Linked DNA regions of Homo sapiens: region 1 is linked to region 2. The links are chromatin loops, found by intact Hi-C in ENCODE. Cell type or tissue: GM12878. All regions are shown on one strand. Links, peaks and the distances in the headings refer to the core of each region. The heading gives the core; the rest is flanking DNA.

Region 1 (9,030 bases), core at 41-5,040, 330 kb before region 2:
AGCTCGGTGCGTGCCGTAGGAGGTGTCGTTACACACTTCCTGTGGGTCTCGCCGACCACGGCGCGTTTCCGGTGCCGGCTGGAGCCCGGGGTCCGAGCCCCCGCCCCGCTCGCCGGCCCCGCCCCGGCCCGCCCGCGCCCCGCCCCCTGCCCGCCCGCCGCGCTCCGAGCCGGGCGCGCGGAGCTCGGGGCGCACGGAGCGGCGCGCGGCGGTCGGCCGAGCCAGGCTGGCGCCCCCGCCCCCCGCCCCGCTCCTCGGTCCGCCGCCCGCCGGGCGCCTTCCCCGCTCCACTTACCTTTGGTGCCCGGCCCTCTGGCCGCTCTCCTCCCGCCCTCGCGCCCCTTCGGCCCGTCCCGTCCAGCCCGGGCTGCCCGGCTCTCGCAGGCCCCCCCGCGCCGACCGCGTTCCTATGGACAGACGCACAGACACCTGCAGGTGGGTGAGAGCCCGCGCGCGGGGCGGGGACGAGTGCGCCGACGCCGCGACCCAGGCGGGGAGCCCCTTTGTGTGGGGGGCGGCCGCGCCGGGGTCGACTCTGCTTCCCCGTCAGCGGCCGCGCGGTGACCCGGCTGAACCTTCCTTTTGTCTCCTCTCGGGGGAGCGAGGCCGGAGCGAGGGCAGGGACCCGGGCGGCCGCTCGTCGGCAGCGCCGGGCTTGGGGGTGCGAGGCGCAGAGACCCCCGGTGGCGGCTCCGGTCCGCCTGCCCCGGGCCGCCCCGCCGCCCGGCAGCTCGGGTCTCAGCGGCGGCTGCAGGCGCAGTGCGTGGGGCTGGCGCCCCCGCTCCTGCTCTTGGGTCTGTCGGAGGTGGGAAGGAGGGCGGGAAGGAGGAGGAAAAGGTCTGTCCTCTTAGTTTCCAAGTCTTGAGATGCTTATGGAGAAAGAGAGGTGGTTCAGGGCTCTGCCCCACTAGTTTTCCTCCTCGGGTGGCTCGCCGAGGTGCGTTTGGGGCGTGTGTGAAGGAACGTGCATGGCTTCGCTCCCTTATTTATTGTTTCTAACGGAGGAGGGCTTTCTCCAAAAGGCTCTTCCGCCCCCCCACCCCCATCTGAGGCTGCGCACAGTGATTTGTGTTTGTTATCAAATATATCGAGAAATGTATTCCCCTGGGTAGGAGGAGGTTGGACTGAACAACGTCAAACCAAAATCAAAGAATGTTTTTGGTTCCTTCAAGTCTTTTTTTTTCTTTAAGGTTTTAGATTGGGACTTTAAAAAAAATGAACGTGGCTGTGATTTTTACAATTATATGTATTTAGTGTGTGTGCGTGTGTGTGTGTGTGTGTGTGTGTGTGTTTTGAAGTTTAGGAGTAAAGTTTTGTTTTTTCCCGAACTCGTTAGGATTCGCAAGACGGAATCCTCTCCCGACGAAATAAACAGCTAACAAGCCAGTCAGGTAGTGACAGCTTCCATGGTGGAGGTTAAATTGGAGTGCAATAAACAATGATCTAGCTTTCCCTTCAGGCTGAAGCCTTTATTTCTGCTGATTTAAGATATGAGATCTTTCCCTACCCATGAGACCATGAATGTCAGAATTGAGTTTCCCCTCTAGGATTGTGCCTTTACTATTTTATTCCACGTATATAACCCAACGATTGGGTTGTGCATGGATATGGATACAGTGTTTTGAAAAATACTGTAGGGTGATGTTTCTGAATTGTCTTATTTGATTAGCTAGCTAAGTTTCTTCATGAACGGTTGCTGTGTATTGTAGATACTCAAATAATAAATGAGGTTGAATAAGCACCCAGAAAATTAATTTTACAGATTCAGATTTTTAATACGCAGGTATGGATTTATGCCTGTATCAATCTCAATCTACTGCTCCGTTCTGGAAACTCTTTTTTGCCCACCCTGTGAGAATTTATATTGACAAAGTTAAGTCTGACAGTTACCCAGGAGATTAAAAAAACGAAGAAGCAGTTTTGGGGGCCATGCATACAATTATATGGACAGTCATATGTAAAAAATAGAGGTTTTCCTAAAAAAACAAAAAGCATTATCATCTAAACTTGAAGGAAAAACGTGGAAAATTATGTATTTAAATTTTCATTAAGGTTTGAAAATTAGTAAACAGTGTACAATTTAATGCACTTTTTTAAAGACAAACTGATTTTTGTCATTATAAAAAGTTTAGTATGCTTAAAATAGTGCTTTTTTCTAGGAGAAAAATTTATCTAGATTCTTGTCCCAGTTAAACAGATTAATATTATTGCATGCCTAATTTTGTAAATGCCTGGAGCGTAGATTTGTACACACATTACTTAAAACCTAGCAGTGATCAAGCCAATCCTTTTTAGTTGATAAAATTTTACTAGTTTCTGCTTTGACTTCCAGTCTGCATTAGGTAAATGAATTTAAATTCTGCACAGAAGCACAGCTCAGTATGTGGCTCTGGTAGGCCCTTGACTAGCGTTCCTTGTCCCTCTCCATTCCTAGTAATAGCCCAAAGAGAAGAGGTATTGAAATTTGATCAGGCTTTATCGTGAATCCAGGAATGGAGTTCTAGACCACTCTCAGAATTTCAGCACTTAGATATACGTACTCTTCCTTAGCTCTTTAAAATATTTAAAAAAGATAAGCTAACGATTGAATTGCTTGTTTATATATTTACAAGGCTGTCAGTGGTAGTGATAAGATTTAACAAAGAGTCACTGTGTAGCTAAGCATCGAGTGTGGCCTGTACTGAGAATTGTTTTGGCAAAGTTGTAGTTGTGCCTGTTTTCTGAGATCATCAATGTAGTCTTTATGTGGGCTGGCTGAAAGATAACACCTAGTTTTGTTTATGTTTTTGTGTTTTTTTTTTTTTGACTGATAGGTAGATAAGAATTTTTTGTTTTTTGTGTAATTAGCAATAATATTTTAGTGTGATCAGAAGCATTCCAGAGAACCTTACATATTTTCAGCTGATTTCCTTTCTGGTAAGTTGGTGTTGAGGAAAGCATATAAATTATTTTTCATTTTTCATGTTTGAAATTTTTTTCATTTATTTTGACAAATAAGTGCTGCTTCCAGAAAATTTGAATTTGTGTAAAACTGGATTTTTAAATATAGCTGACATTTACCACCTTCTCTTTTTAAAACAACATTAAGCCGTCCACAGTTAAATTTGATAGGCTTTAAAATCCATGGACTTTTCTAGCATTTTCCTGTTTATTGGTTATCAATGTAGTATCATTACAAGAAGCCTAAAATGGCCACTTTATGTTAACTGGAATGCTCAAATGACTAGTGTTTTCATTAGCAATAAATGGAAAGCTGAAAAGTAACAATTTTATTCTTTGTAATAGATCTGTGACTTTCAAGTCTTTCTTTTTGACATTTTTTTGTAGCCTGGTGGGGAAGCAGGTCCGGCTGTGAGAGGTGTGGACAGTGACCTCTCATTCCAGCTTTTATCATCATCCTGCATTGTTTAACAACAGCACCAACACCATGCTGCTTGCTGAAAATGCAGATTTCATTCTTGGATTAATATTCTGGTACCAGATGTATGAGGCTGGCTCTAAAGAAGCTTTTTCTCTTAAGTACTGTCAAAAATAGAGAAGCTGAAGATTGGAGAGAAGCCATTTATTTTGAACAGTTTATTTTCTGACAGTTTGTGTTTGTAAAGAAACCTGCTCATAATATTTACTTAAGAGATCTACATAGTTGCCTGAGGAAGCCCCACAGGTTTCTTTTTTTCCTTTAAAAAAAGTTTCCATTGAGCTTAACTCTTACGTGATACTTCTTGACTTTGCTTCTGATTAGTTGATTTATGGACTTTATTTACTAGCATGATTGGAGAATTCTTTTGCTAGACTGAAATTGCACTCTGCCTGTGCTCTGGTCCGTTTCCTAGGTAACAAATGCACTGCATAGATTCCATAATGAGGACTGTGGTTGGCTAGTTACTGTGTAAATTCTGTTGTTTGGTAAAGCTTAGTCTCAAATTCAAATAAAGGTCAAGAAACGAAAAGTACTGAAAATGCAAATTTTTGAATTTTATTTTGTATCCAATGCCAACAAAGTTTAATAGGCTTTTCTGGAGAAAGGCAAATTATGCAGCCGTATTCAAGTTTGTTTTGCAAAGTCTTACACTTAAACAGTTGGAGAGCTTTTTCACCGTTAGTGTTCATAGTGGTAATGCTAATGGCTCTAGTGACAAAGAAGATGTATTTCAGAAACATGTTATTACACTTGAAAATAATATGGAAAGCAAAGAATCTTGGTCTAGGACAACAGTGATATTCTTATACTGAAAGGAAGTAACATTATGTATCAAAAGAAATTATACAACTTTGATGTGAGATATAACATTATGTTTTTTAGAGACACAGTCGCACTCTGTCACCCACGCTGGAATACAGTGGTGCAACCATAGCTTACTGCCTCTTCAAACTCCTGGGCCCAAAGGATCACATCTCAACCTCCCAAGTAGCTGGGACTACAGGCACGTGCCATCACACTTAGCTAATTTTTCTTATTTTTTGTAGCGATGGGGTCTTGCGGTGTTGCCCAGGCTGGTCTTGAACTCCTGGACTCAAATGATCTTCCTGCCTTGGCCTCCCAAAGTGCTAGGATTATAGGTGTGAACCACCACGTCCAGCCATAACTTTAAAAAAGTTTAAGAAGACGTTAAAACGTTGAAGCAATATTTAAAAACATTAAAAATCTTACCATAAAATGCTGAATTTCTACTCTAGCTTTTTTTCTTCTCTGCATGAACTTTGGCCAACCTAGCACCAGGGAGTAGCTCCCCCCTTGGTTGCTGCAAGTTAGAGAATAGCTTTCTCCTTCACCTTACTCTCCTCTGGAAATCTATGGCCTCTTTAGCTCCAGAGATAGGACAAAAAGTAATATGTATGGAATGGCTAGTAATTATTAGCTGGTTTTTTTTTTTGTTTTTTTTGTTTTTTTTTTCCTTAAGAAACCTGCAAAGAACCAAAATTCCATTAAAACCTACTGGAAATATATTTTCACTTGATGCCTGAAAATGTTTTTTGTTTGTTAATCATCAAGGATTTCATTAGCTGAACTTAACATACACATAACTCTTTTTAATTCTAAATAATTATCCAAAGTTGCTTCCATTGCTTTCCCTTGCTTCTCTGGATTGTTTTTAGATGATTCATTTACTCTTTGGTTAACTTTCATTTCATGCATAGGATACTTCTTGGTTGGCTTCTCTTTTTATTCTTGGTTTTCTTCAAAACTGATACTGCTTTAACCTTTTCTGTCCTTTTTTAATTGCAAATATTCTGTCCCTTCAGTTTTTTCTTATATTTTCCTCTGGAAATACTTATTATTTTAAAAATATTTTCCTTGCATGATTTAAGGCATAATCACCATATATCAAAAGCTCTATCCTTTTTTCTGTTATAGGACTTCATATTTCTGGGACGGAGTTGACAATATGTGTGAATTCTTAACCAGCTAGGACTACTTCCTCTTCTCAGCTTGTATTAATTTGTTAGGGCTGCCATAACAAAGAATCACAGATTGGTTGTCTTAAACAACAAAAATTTATTTTCTGACAATTCTGGAGGCTAGAAGTATAAGCTCAAAGTGTTGGCAGGGTTAGGTTCTTCTAAGGCCCCTCTCTTGGCTGATGGATGGCTGTCTTCCTAAGGTGGCTTCACTTGGTCTTCCCTCTGTGTATGTGTGTGTCCTAATTTCCTCTTAAGAACATCACTTACATTGGATTAGGGCACACACATATGACTTCATTTTACCTTAATTACCTCTATTCCAGGCCTTACTTCCCCTATAAGTCACATTCTGAGGTACCAGGGTTTAGGATGTGAACAGATGAATTTGAGAGGAATACAGTTCAGCCTATAACACAGTCCATCCCTCTACCTACTGCCTTTCATGCATGTATACCTACCTACCTACATATGTACATACATACCTCACTCCACATGTGGGATTTTGTTGGCAATTTTTCACTTGAATCCCAGGCCCCAATACATAGCAATATGATCAACTCTATATATAGTCATTAAAAATAAAGTAGCTAAAGGCTTTTTGTTTTTCACTCTTCATATTCATTGTTTTTAAATGCTTTATTTTTAATGACTTAAAGTACAAAATCCTTTTTTTGTTTGTTTGAGACAGGATCTTTTTCTGTTGCCCAGGATGGAGCGCACTAACGTGATCACAGCTCACTGCAGCCTCGACCTCCTGAGCTCAAGCAGTCCTCTCACCTCAGCCTTCTGAGTAGCTGGGATCACAGGTGCACACCCAGAGCCCAGCTCACTTTTTTTTTTTTTTTTTTTTGTAGAGATGAGGCCTGTGTGTCCCAGATTGGTCTTGAACTCCTGGGCTCATGATATCCTCCTATCTGGGCCTCCCAAAGTGCTGGGATTACAGGCCTGAGCCACTGTGCCTGGCCAAAATTCTTAATAGTTGTTTTGGAATACTGGAGAATATTATTGTGGCCAAATTCAGTGGAAGTGCTAATGCTGTTATTTTCTTCTGAGTTCTGAGGACTTGTTTCTTTTAGTGCTTTTTTTTTTTCAGCTATTGGTCTTGCTGCTCTCATGGTAAGTTATGCACTATTTGTTCTTTTCACGCATGTCTGATGATTCCTGAATCTAATATCTAGTCGGGGCTTTTCTCCTGAAATCCACATCTTTGTGTCCTACTACGACTGGATATATTCACTTAATTTTCCACAAGCATTTCACATTCAACATGCCCCAGACTTATTGTCCTCTTCACATCTGTGTCTTTTCTTTTATTCCTTAGCTCAGTGAGTTGGTACCACCTTCCATCCATTTTCCCAGTCCAGAAATTTAGGAGTTATCTCTGATTCCTTCTTTATTCTTAATCCCATTTTCCATACATAATCAAGCCCCTGGGTCAGTCAGTTCTTGCTGCCCAAGATTTCTCAATTCTGTCTGTTTGCCATATGTGAATCATATGCTACTGTGTTACCTTTGCATTAGTCTTAGTTTTTCATTTAAATATATTCAGTGTGCAACAGAAGTCCTTACGGTAAAGCTTCTGTAATCATCTAGTAGTCTGAAGTTCATTGAATTCTTGTAGTGGCTCATGTGAAATGTATCCCTTGCTTTTCATATTTAACACTGTTTATCTGTGGCTTTTATAGTTCAAGGTCACTTTGACTGAATAAAAATACTTGACTCACATTTTTTTTCCCCTCAACTATCTTTAAAAATGTTACTCTCTTGCAGGAGTTGGCAAACTTTTTCTGTAAAAGACTGAATAATAATTATCTTAGGTTTTATGGATCACTGGTTTCCCTCACAATTACTTAACTGTGCCATTGCATTGCAAAAGCAGCTATAGATAGTGTGTAAATGAACTAGCCTGACTGTTCCAATAAAACTTAATTTACAGAACCAGGCAGTGGGCTGGATTTGGTCCATAGGCCTTAGTTTGCTGAGTCATATTCTATTCTGGTAAAATGTGTTGTTGTCAAACTGTAATACCAATATGATTTTCTTTCTTTAATTTTATCTTTTTGCCTAGATACCCAAGGGCTTTTTCTTCATATTTAAAGCCAATAATTTTACTAGAATGTCTGTTGACCATTCCCTGTTAATTCTCCTAGATACACAGTGTTTTTTATTACATTGGCTCAAGTGTTTTTTCATATTTTCATCAATTATAGTTTTTTAGTAATGTGTTCCATTGTTTTCATTTTCTCTCTTTGGGGCCTCCTATTATATGTATGTTGGATCTTCTTATGTCTATACCTTAGTATTATTTTTTCTTATTTTTTATATTTGCTCTATTTTTATGTTTTTTTCTATTTTATGCTTTAGTGTGTTCAATGTATTTTTCATGGTATCTATCGCTTTTTTTTTTTGACAGTCTCTGTCACCCAGGCTGGAATGCAGTGGCACCATCATGGTTTACAGCAGTGTCAACGTCTCTGGCCTCAGGTGATCCTCCCAGTTTAGCCCCAAGTAGCTGGGACTACAGATGTGCATCACCATGCCCTACTAATTTTTGTGTTTTTTGTAGAGACAGGGTTTCACCATGTCACCCAGGCTGGTCTCAAACTCATGGGCTCAAATGATCCACCTGCCTCAGCCTCCCAAAGTGCTGGGATTACAGGTGTGAGCCACCGTATCTGGTGGTACCTATCTATTAAGTTTAGTGTTCTTTTTAGTTTTCACTTCCTTTCTGAGTTTTTTCTTTCCTGTTCTGTCATGAACTTTGTCATTTCTTATTGTACATCCTCTTGTTATCTGGCAAGATTCATTTTTTAGTTTTTCAATTTCTGATGTATGCTGTTCTTCCATAGCTTCTATCATTTAAAAATTTTTTCCCCTTTTTTCATTTTTTTTTCTTTTTGAGACAGGGCCTTTCTCTGTCATTCAAGGCTCAAGGGATTCACCCACCTCAGCTTCCCAAGTAGCTAGGACTGTGGATGTGTGCCACCACTACCAGCTGAATTTTTTTTTTTTAAAGACAGGTTTCACTTTGTTGCCCAGGCTGGTCTTGAATTCTTGGGCTTGTGATCCTCCTGCCTTGGTCTCCCAAAGTGCTGAGATTACAGGCATGAGGCACTGTGCCTGGCTATTTTCTTAATTCCTCTTATTCCTTTTGAAATATGTTACAGTTCTCATCTTTTTTTCTTACTGTGCTTTTTAATTGTTCTCTCTTGGTCATATTTAAATTAGATGGACTTACCTGTACTTTTGGAGAAGGTTTCTGTGATGGAGATGGAAATTGATAAATACAGTTTTCCTGGTTTTATAGTTTGAAGATTTCCTCCTTTGTTGCTTATCTGAAGTATTTTAAAAATATGGCCACTCAATTAAAATAAAAATGAGGTACCATTGTACACTCACTAGAATGGCTAAATGAGAAAGATGAAAAATACCAAGTATGAGGATGTAGGATAGCTGAAATTCTCCTGCACTGCTATTCAAAGTGTAAATTGGAATGGAAATGTAAAGTGGTACAGCAATTTGGAAAGCTGTATGGCCATATCTACTAAAACTGGACATATGCTGCAAATCCTGTGACTCATTAGTTCTACTGTAAGATCCATACTCACCCAAATATATGGACTAGAA
Region 2 (9,559 bases), core at 2,882-7,881:
AAAATGATTTCAAATTAGAGTAGAAATATTACATAAACTGTAATTTATGAAATGGATCTGAAAAACATAAGAGAAATGATCAGTTAATAGTGTAACTTTTTTTTTTTTTTTTTGAGACAGGGTCTCTTGCTCTGTTTCCCAGGCTGGAGTGCAGTGGTGCAGTCTTGACTCACTGCAGCCTCCCCCTCTGGGGTTCAAGCAATTCTTATGCCTCAGCTGCCTGAGTAGCTGGGATTACAGGCACCCACCACCACAACTGGCTAATTTTTGTATTTTTAATAGAGACAGGGTTTCACCATGTTGGCCAGGCTGATCTTGAACTACCGACCCCAAATGATCAGCCCACCTCGGCCTCCCAAAGTGCTGGGATTACAGGTGTGAGCCACTGCGCCCAGCCAATAATCGTGTAACATTTAAGAAGGCAAAAAGTAGAGCCTTCCATCAGTTTGGTTTACAATGAAAACCAGTTGCTTTAATTTGTCACCTTTCAAAATATGTCTTTCATTAGCCCTTAATCATTGGCAAGTTCTCACATGGAGCCTATCGGGGGGAGATGGGAGGTCTTGAACTTCCCTTCCAACCTGCTTTTGTTTTTTTGAGACAAGGTCTCACTCTGTCGCCTAGGCTGAAGTGCAGTGGCACAGTCAGCTCACTGCAGTCGTCTCGACCTCCTGGGCTCAGACAATCCTCCTGCCTCAGCCTCTGAGTAGTAGGGACTGCAAGTATGCACTACCACACCTGGCTAATTTAAAACTTTTTTTTGCAGAGATGGGGTCTCGCTATGTTGCCCAGGCTGGTCTCAAACTCTAGGGCTCAAGCTAATCCTTCCTTCTTGGCCTCTTAAAGGGCTGGGATTACAGGCATGAGCCACCACGCCCTGCCCTAACTCTCTTCTTACTGTTGAACCTAGGGCTCAAGGAGGCTTAGTGACATGTTAGGGATCTGGTAGGGATGCAAGAACTGCATAGGCGCAGAGTCCTTCCTACTCCGCCTGTGCGGGTGGTGTGGGGATGGGAGTATCAGGCCACTTGTTCCCAATATTTCTGTCATGCTGTGCTTGAAAATTTGTCAACAATGACTTGCTCTCTGGATTTAAGTGTTGTCTTTTTTCCTCTCTCTCCAGTCCTACAATGCTAGTTCCTTTGGGAAAATCATCTGATAAGTCACAAATACCTACATTGAGTGAATTTCCCCACATCTTCACCCTTGCAAACACAGAGGAAGGTCGTGTTTCATAGGCATATGCTGGTGTGTGGGACTTGAAGAGGGGAAACAATGCAGTTAGTTGGGGGTCAGTCCAAGAATGAGTCCTTGAACTTCACCATTTTGCTAAGACAGTGAACACAGGTTTTGGGGAGGATGAAATCATAATTTTTGATGCTAGAGCTGTTCACAGCTTTTTCTTTGATGAATGACTCTCGTTCATGTGCTTAAAGATTTTCTTGGTGCTGTGAATTAAAACAGACTTTTGGCTTGAAAGAGTAAATTTATGAGATGTAGCTTGACCCATTTTTATCTTGTACTTTAATTTCTGAGAACCATGACAGTCATATAGTGTGTATCCTCATAGGGAAAAATGGCTTATGTGAGACACGGTGTAATTTGTGCCAGTAAATGAGTAAAAATCTTGTTTTGGTAAAAATCAACTCAATTTTATTTAACATTGATTTTCATTATTAAAGTGCTGCAATCACATTTCAGAAAACTTTAAAAATTGAGAAAAAGGGATGAGATTATTAATATTTTTCTGCAATGCAATGGCATTTTTGTATTATTTCTAGATTTTTTCTTATCTGTCTAAAATATAACAGTTCCAGGGTTGTGGTTTGGCAGAATGTGGCAAATTAAGCAAAACCTTTTCTATTTTCATCTAATCTGCCCCCGAAATGAGCAGTGATCTATTATCTTTACTTTTTGTTTATTTCCTCTTTGGCAAAACTTGTCAGCATATTTAGCAGAAGGTGGAGACAATTTCTTTTCACAGATTTGGATTTAGTAGCAATATCCTAAGTGGATTTTTTCTGCTAAAAGAAATTGTTAGAGTTAAGCTTGGAGGAAATGAATCAAATGTTTCTAAACAATTCTGGGGGATAGTTGAATTCTATTTCCTGACGGTAGGGAAAAAAAAAAAAACTGGCTTTTTTTTTTTTTTTTTTTTTTTTTTTTTTGAGACGGAGTCTCGCTCTGTCACCCAGGCTGGAGTGCAGTGGTGCAATCTCGGAAAACTGGCATTTTTATTCCAGCTCGTTGAATTTTTAACTGGGCTAAGTGTCCCAGACTGGTCTATTCTGTGTTGGTAAACTCTGCCATTTGGCTGTTGTGTTTGGTGGAAGGAAAATATGATCTTGCCTAGTTTGGTTATTCTAAGAGCTTTTTTCCTTCCCTTCAGCCAAGATATGCTATTCCCTTATGCTTATTTTTTTCCATTCTCTTCTTTGCAGAGTACTCGGGTGGAGTTTGACCTGCCAGAATATTCTGTTCGTCGAAGATACCAGGATTTTGACTGGTTGAGGAGCAAACTGGAAGAATCCCAGCCCACTCATCTCATTCCCGTAGGTAGTAAGTCACTACAGCTTGTTTCTCACTTGTCCTGTGTTGTCTTTCCTGAAGGGGTTCACTCAACTCTCATCCCTTAAGTTATACAGACTCACCCAGCAAACATATATAAAACATGTTAACGGACACTGTATACAATACTTCACCTATTAGGTTTTAGTTTCTGATTTGGTATATAGAAAGCCAGTTTTGCGGCTGGCTGGGCTTTCTTTAGCCACAGCGGCAGAAATCTAGCACAGAATCCATTGCCACAGTTTTTCATTTAAAAAACAAGAAACCACCTAACACTGTTTATTGAAGCAACGTGACATTTATCTACTCCAGCGCTTCCATCTGCACAGTTTTTAAAAAACAGAACCAGAGCAAAAGAAATTTAAATCTTTTTTTTTTTTTTTTTTTTGAGACAGAGTCGCACTCTCTTGCCCAGGCAGGTGCGCAATGGCATGATCGCAGCTCACTGCAACCTCCGACTCCCAGGTTCAAGTGGATCACCTGCCCCTACCAGGTTCAAGTGGATCACCTGCCCCAGCCTTCTGGGTAGCTGGGATTACAGGCGTATGCCACCACGCCCAGCTAGTTTTTGTATTTTTAGTAGAGATGGGGTTTTGCCATATTGGCCAGGCTGGTCTCGAACTCCTGATCTCAGGTGATCCACCGACCTCAGCCTCCCAAAGTGCCGGGATTACGGGTGTGAGCCACCGTGCCTGGCCTCAACATTTATATTGAGTACTTTTCTGACTACTTTTGTTAAAAGTAGAAATAATAACGGTTTGGACACCAGATGTTTCTTTGGGCCTTGGGGGCTTTAGAGCAGTTTGAGTCATAAAACTCCTCAGAGGGGCTGATTTATCTTTCAGCAAAAACCTTTGTTGAATGATAACTTCCTAGGACTACCAACTTTCTGTTACTACCGCATCTCCCAGCCTTTTTCCCCCCATGGTTAGAAGAGGCTGTGTATGTTGTGAATGCACTGGCAGTTTTCTCAGTTTTCAGGGTGAAAAGAGCCACGTTGCCAGTACTGTGATAGGAACGATGGCTCTCACCTGGGACTCAGTTCTTTCTCAGGGTATCTCCTTTTTCCTCCACATACTTTTCTGTTCTCCGAGCCTGAAGTTTTGCTTTTTCTGTCTTCTAACCACTTAAAAACATGCCTGAAGAGGAAACAGTAGTTTTTAAACAGTTGGGAATATTCCTTAAAATAGAATCTTAAGGTGGCAAAATAGGCAGTTAGTGAATAATTTTTAAAAAATAAACTGCATTTTAGAACATTATCAGAATTACAGAATTATTGTGAAGGTAGTAGAGAGAATTCTCAAGCCTCACATCCGGTATTAACATTTTATATTAGTGTGGCACTTTTGTCAAAATGAACCAGTCATTATGAAATAAACACCATTATTAACTAAAAGTCTTTTATTCCAAGTTCCTTTTTATTTTTCTTTCTTTCTTTTTTTTTTTTTTTTTTGAGATGAAGTTTACCTCTGTCACCCAGGCTGGAGTGCAGTGGCATGATCTTGGCTCACTGCAACCTCTGCCCCCGGAGTTCAAGCGATTCTTCTGCCTCAGCCTCCTGAGTAGCTGGGATTACAGGTGCACACCACCATGCCCAGCTAATTTTTGTATTTTTAGTGGAGATGAGATTTCAGCATGTTGGCCAGGCTGGTCTCAAACTCTTGATCTCAGGTAATCCTCCCACCTCGGCCTCCCAAAGTGCTGGGATTACAGGTGTGAGCCACCACGCCCGGCCCAAGTTCCTTTTTTCTGTTCCAGGATCCTACCCAGGATCCCACATTTTATTTAGCAGTCATGTCTCCTTAGGCTCTTCTTGGTTGTAACAGTTTGTCAGGCTTTCCCTTTTTTGGATGACCATGACTGTTTTGAGGAGTACTAGTCAGGAATTTTGTAGACTTGTCCCTCAGTTGACATTTGTCTGACGGCTTTCCCAATCGGGGTAATGTGTTTGGGGAGGAAACCACAGAGGCAAGCTGCCACCCTCATCACCTATCCAGGGCACGTGCTGTCAACAGTGTGCCTCACCATTGATGTGAACCTCCATCGCCTGACTTGAGGTAGTGCTGGTCAGCTTTCTTCACTGTACAATTACTCTTTCTCCCAGCCTTTTTGTACTGTACTCTTTGGAAGAAAGTCACTGTTTATTTATAGCCCACACCATGCATCAGGGAGCTGCCCTCCTGGCAGCTGGTGCCTGTGAGGTTGATACTGGAAGCGCAAAGGTAAGACAGTGACACCTGCTGGTTGAAACATAGTGTCTACTCTTCCATAGACACTAGAAGAGAATGGAAGAATTTCCGGAATGCCCAAAGTGGATCCAGAATATCTTTAAGTGTGGTTTCTGATGGTCTGGATAGAAGCAGTTGGTAGGAAGCTACTTTAGAAACAAGCAGAAACTTAATTTTTTTTCATAAATTCTTGGTACTTGCATATCTGGAGTGGAGATTTAATATGGGAGAGCCTCTCTGATTTAAGTATGAAAGTCAAACCAGCAACCAACCCCCCTCATCCGCTACAAAAAAATTTTATAGTAGCTTTGCTAGGAGGTGTCTGTCTGTTATTTAAGTGTCATCTTTGGGAGGAAGAGAGGATGGGATGAGAAGGTTATAAGGAAGACAAAGGACCCCTGCCTTGGGGAACTTATTATCAGTTGGAGACCCAGCAAACATGCAGAAATGTTCATTTCCCTTTTTAAGAAAGGATTTATTGAGATTATATAACATATAATTCACCCATTTAAAATGTACAATTCAAAGGCTTTTAGTATATTCATAAAATTGGACAACCATCAGCATTATCCATTTTCAAATCTTTTTATCACCCCAAAAAGAAACCTCACATCCCTTAGCTGTCACTTACAAACACTGTATATCTCCCAGCCCCTGGCAACCACTCATGTACTTTCTACAGATTTGCCTATTCTGGACATTTCATGTAAGTGAAATGATACACAACGTGATTTTTTTTGTTACTGGGTTTTTTCACTTAGCATATTTTCAAGGTTCATCCATGTTGTAGCATATATTAATATTTAATTCCTTTTTATTGCCATATAATATTCTAGTTTATGGATAATACCACATTTTGTCTATTCACCCTTGATGGACGTTTTGGTTGTTTCACCTTTTGGCTATTATGAGTAATGCTGCTGTGAGCGTTCATGTACAAGTTTTTCTGTGGACATGTTCCCATTTTGGGGGGGGTGTATTCTTAGGAATGTAATTGTTGAATCATACATAACTCTATAATTGGCCTTTTGAGGAACTGCCAGACTGTTTTCAAAAGTGATGACAGCAACTTACATTTCCACACGCGATGTATAGGAGTTTCTCCACATCTCCATCAATGCTGTTACTGTCTGTCTTTTGGATTGTAGCCATTCTACTGGATGTGCAGTGCTATCTCATTGTGATTTTAATTTGTATTTCCCTAATGATGTTGAGCATCTTTTCATGTGCTTTTGGGCATTTGCATATCTTCCTTGGAGAAATATCAATTAAGATCCATTGCCCATTTAAAAATTGGGGTGCCTTTTCATCCTTAAATTTTCATAGTTCTTTTTTCAAATTTTATATATATGTGTGTATATATATATGTGTGTTTGTATATATGTGTATATATGTGTGTGTGTATATGTGTGTATATATATGTGTGTGTATATAATTTTTTTTTTGAGGCGGAGTCTCGCCCTGTCACCCAGGCTGGAGTGCAGTGGTGTGATCTCGGCTCACTGCAAGCTCCGTCTCCCGGGTTCACGTCATTCTCCTGCCTCAGCCTCCCTAGTACCTGGGACTACAGGCGCCCGCCACCATGCCTGGCTAATTTTTTGTATTTTTAGTAGAAACAGGGTTTCACCATGTTAGCCAGGATGGTCTCCATCTCCTGACCTCGTGTTCCGCCTGACTTGGCTTCCCAAAGTGCTGGGATTACAGGCTTGAGCCACTGCGCCCAGCCCCATTATATGTATAAAATTTTAAGAGGCAGGAATGTTGTTTTGTCACCCAGGCTGGAGTGCAGTGGTATGATCACAGCTCACTGCAGCCTCGACCTCCCAGGATCAAGCGATTCTCCCACCTCAACCTCCTCAGGTATGTGTCACCATGCCTGGCTGGTTTTTAATTTTTTTTTGTAGAGACAAGGTGTCACTGTGTTGCCCAGGCTGGTCTTGAACTCTTGGGCTCAAGTGATCTTCCCACCTCAGCCTCTCGAATAGCTGGGACTACAGGCACCCTATGCCATCATGCCTGGCTAATTCTTTTTTTGGTAGAGACAGAGTCTTGCTATGTTGCCCAGGCTGGTCTCAAACTCCTGGCCTCAAGGGATCCTCCTGCCTTTGCCTTCTAAAGTGCTGGGATTACAGGCATGAGCCACCGCGCCTGGCCAAGAGTAACCATATGTTCTTAAAATGCCTTCTTGGAACCAGAAGTATGCTGGTTGTATATGTTTGTCATCTCATAACAGCAGTTCACTGTGTTTTTCTTCATTATGTAATAGTTGGAGCTGCCAGAAAGTCTTCATTATGACTTTTTCCCTCTGTTTTTTTTAAAGCTTTTTTGAGATATAATGGATATACAGAATAGCCTTGCACATATTTAATGCATACGATTCGATAGGCTTGTATGTACCCCTGATACCATCACCACAATCAAGGTAATAAACAGATCCATCACCTTCACAAGTTTTCTTTTGTCCCTTTGCTGTTTTGTTTTGTTTTTTTTTTTTGTAAGAACCTGTAACATAAGATGTACATAATGTGTAACATGAACATGTAACATAAGATCTCTCGTCTTATCACATTTTACAGCATGCAACACCATACAGTCATTCCCCCTTATTTGTGGTTTTGCTTTCCATGGTTTCAGTTACCTGTAGACCAAAAATATGACATGGAAAATTCCAAAAATAAACAGTTCATAAGTTTTACATTGTTTGCTGTTCTGAATAGTGTGATGAAATCTCATGCAGTCCCGCCTAGGACATAAATTATCTTTGTCCGGTGTATCCACGCTGTAGACATTGCCCACCTGTGAGTCCTTTAGTAGCCCTCTTGGTTATCAGGCTGGAGATCACAAGAAGAAGAATGAATACAGTACCATAAGATGTTTTGAGAGAGAAAGAGAAAGGCCAAATCCCCATAACACTTATTACAGAATATTGTTATAATTGTTCTGTTTTATTATTGTGAATCTCTTACTCTGCCTGATTTGCAAACTAAATTTTACTATAGGTATGTATAGGAAAAAACATATACATATATAGGTATGTATATACAGGTGGGAAGTTCACTTGAGCCCAAGAGTTCAAGACCAGCCTGGGCAACACAGTGACACCTTGTTTCTAAATTTTATTATAGGTGTGTATATATAGGAAAAACATAGTATATACAGGGTTCAATACCATCCATGGCTTCAGCATCTGCTGGGGGTCTTGGAATGTATCCCCCTAGGATAAGGGAGGATGACTGTATTGTTAACTATAGGTACCACTTTGTACAGCAGATATCTGGAACAACTTATTTATGTTTTATAACACTAGCTTTATATCCATTGAACAACTCCCCATTTCCCACTCTCCGTACCCCTGGCAACCACCATTCTATTTTCTGCTTCGGTATTTGTTCAGTGGGTTTGACACTTCTGCATTTCCTGGAGCACTAGTTACACAGCAGAGCAATTTCATGATTAGATGGGTGCCCGTATTAGATTTGGAAGATGAAGCAGATACATTGAATAAACACTTGAGTGTTTAATTTTCACTTGGAAATTTAATGTTTACCTCAGTTTTAAGGAAGAAAGCTTTCTGGAAGGATACATTTGTATTATGTCCAAGTTTTCTTTTGAGTAGTAGTAAACTCAGAGGAATTAATGAGAATAAATTTGTAATGCAACAATTTTTTTTTTAATATGAAATAATAAAAACTCCATTTTCTAGTTGGGTTCTTCTTTTTTCTACTGTTAAAAATATACCTGCGTTTAGCTTATTCAATGGATAAGTTAATAAGTATTGAAACATTGGTTCAACTTCCTAATGCTTTGCATTAAACTGGGCTTGGTGATTATTGTTTTTAATCTCTGCACTTGGTGACAAGCTTTTAATCTCTATGCTCCTTTATTTATTTGGTAGTAATTTTTGCTTAGAAGCAGTATTTTCTATTAGTTCGACAAGGGTAGGAGAAATAGGCCTCTGCCATGTAAATATTTAATGTGCACTAAATATTTGTTGAATTGCTTAGAAGAAGCAAGTCATTTGCTGACGAGGAAGTTGGACATTTCAGGATTCAGCAATTGAAAGATTTGTCTAGATTTCCTACCCAGAAATAGCAGCTTTCCATTGACAGTCTACAACAAATATGCTATTGTTTCAGATTATAAAACAGCTTTATAAACTAATATGGAATATAAATGACAGTGCTTTACTAAAGTACTAAGTACTATCTAATATCAGTATTTCAAGATTAAACCCTGAAATATTTAATGGATTATTGTAATACTTTGCAAATAGGATTTTTTTGCAGGATCCAACATATATATGTGTATATTCAGTTTCTAAAAATGTTTTCATTGTAGAAAATATTAACCATATTGAAGAGATTCAGTACGATGAGTCCCGTTGAAACTCCATCACTCAGTTTCAACATTTATCAGCTCATGGCCAATCTTGTTTCATCACTGTCCACTCCCTCACCCCTACACCCAGGTGTTTTTTTTTTTTTAAGTACCTTAAACAACAGAAATTTATTCTCTTACAGCTCTGGAGGTCAAAAGTCCAAAATCAGTTTTAGTGAGCTAATATCAACATATAGGCTAGGGCTGCATTCCACCAGAAGGCTCTAGGGGAGAATTTGTTTGCCTACCTTTTCTAGCTCTTGGGGCTGTCTGCATTCCTTGGCTCATGGCCTCTTTATTTTCAAAGCCAGCAGCATATCTGTCATCATCTCTGCTTCCACCATCACATCTCCTTTTCTTAAAAAAGGAAGTAAAATCCATATTAC

Evidence for each region. Peaks named below come from ENCODE experiments on the same cell type or tissue, not always from the same donor. Only the 100,000 strongest peaks of a DNase experiment are listed, where the experiment ranks them.
Region 1: a loop joins it to region 2, with 12 times the contacts of the local background. A loop is called at or near these places in 7 of 110 quality-filtered maps.

The regions. Positions count from the first base shown.
Region 1 is chr9:112,486,684-112,495,713 of GRCh38, forward strand. It overlaps KIAA1958, which reads left to right and starts at 144. Exons shown (of 4, transcript NM_133465.4): 1 at 144-435. It overlaps HSDL2-AS1 (HSDL2 antisense RNA 1), which reads right to left and starts at 961. Exons shown (of 5, transcript NR_171779.1): 1 at 296-961. RefSeq lists silencers at 113-172, 253-742. In GM12878, for the core only: no CTCF peak of the experiment used is centred there; a DNase peak (open chromatin) is centred at 926; H3K4me3 peaks cover 2,298 bases; H3K27ac peaks cover 748 bases.
Region 2 is chr9:112,815,264-112,824,822 of GRCh38, forward strand. It overlaps SNX30 (sorting nexin family member 30), which reads left to right. Exons shown (of 9, transcript NM_001012994.2): 3 at 2,442-2,552. Among named protein-coding and RNA genes, the nearest start is that of SNX30, 69 kb to the left of the region's middle. RefSeq lists a silencer at 2,685-2,734 and an enhancer at 4,525-4,754. In GM12878, for the core only: a CTCF peak has its summit at 4,801 (motif pointing left); a DNase peak (open chromatin) is centred at 4,788.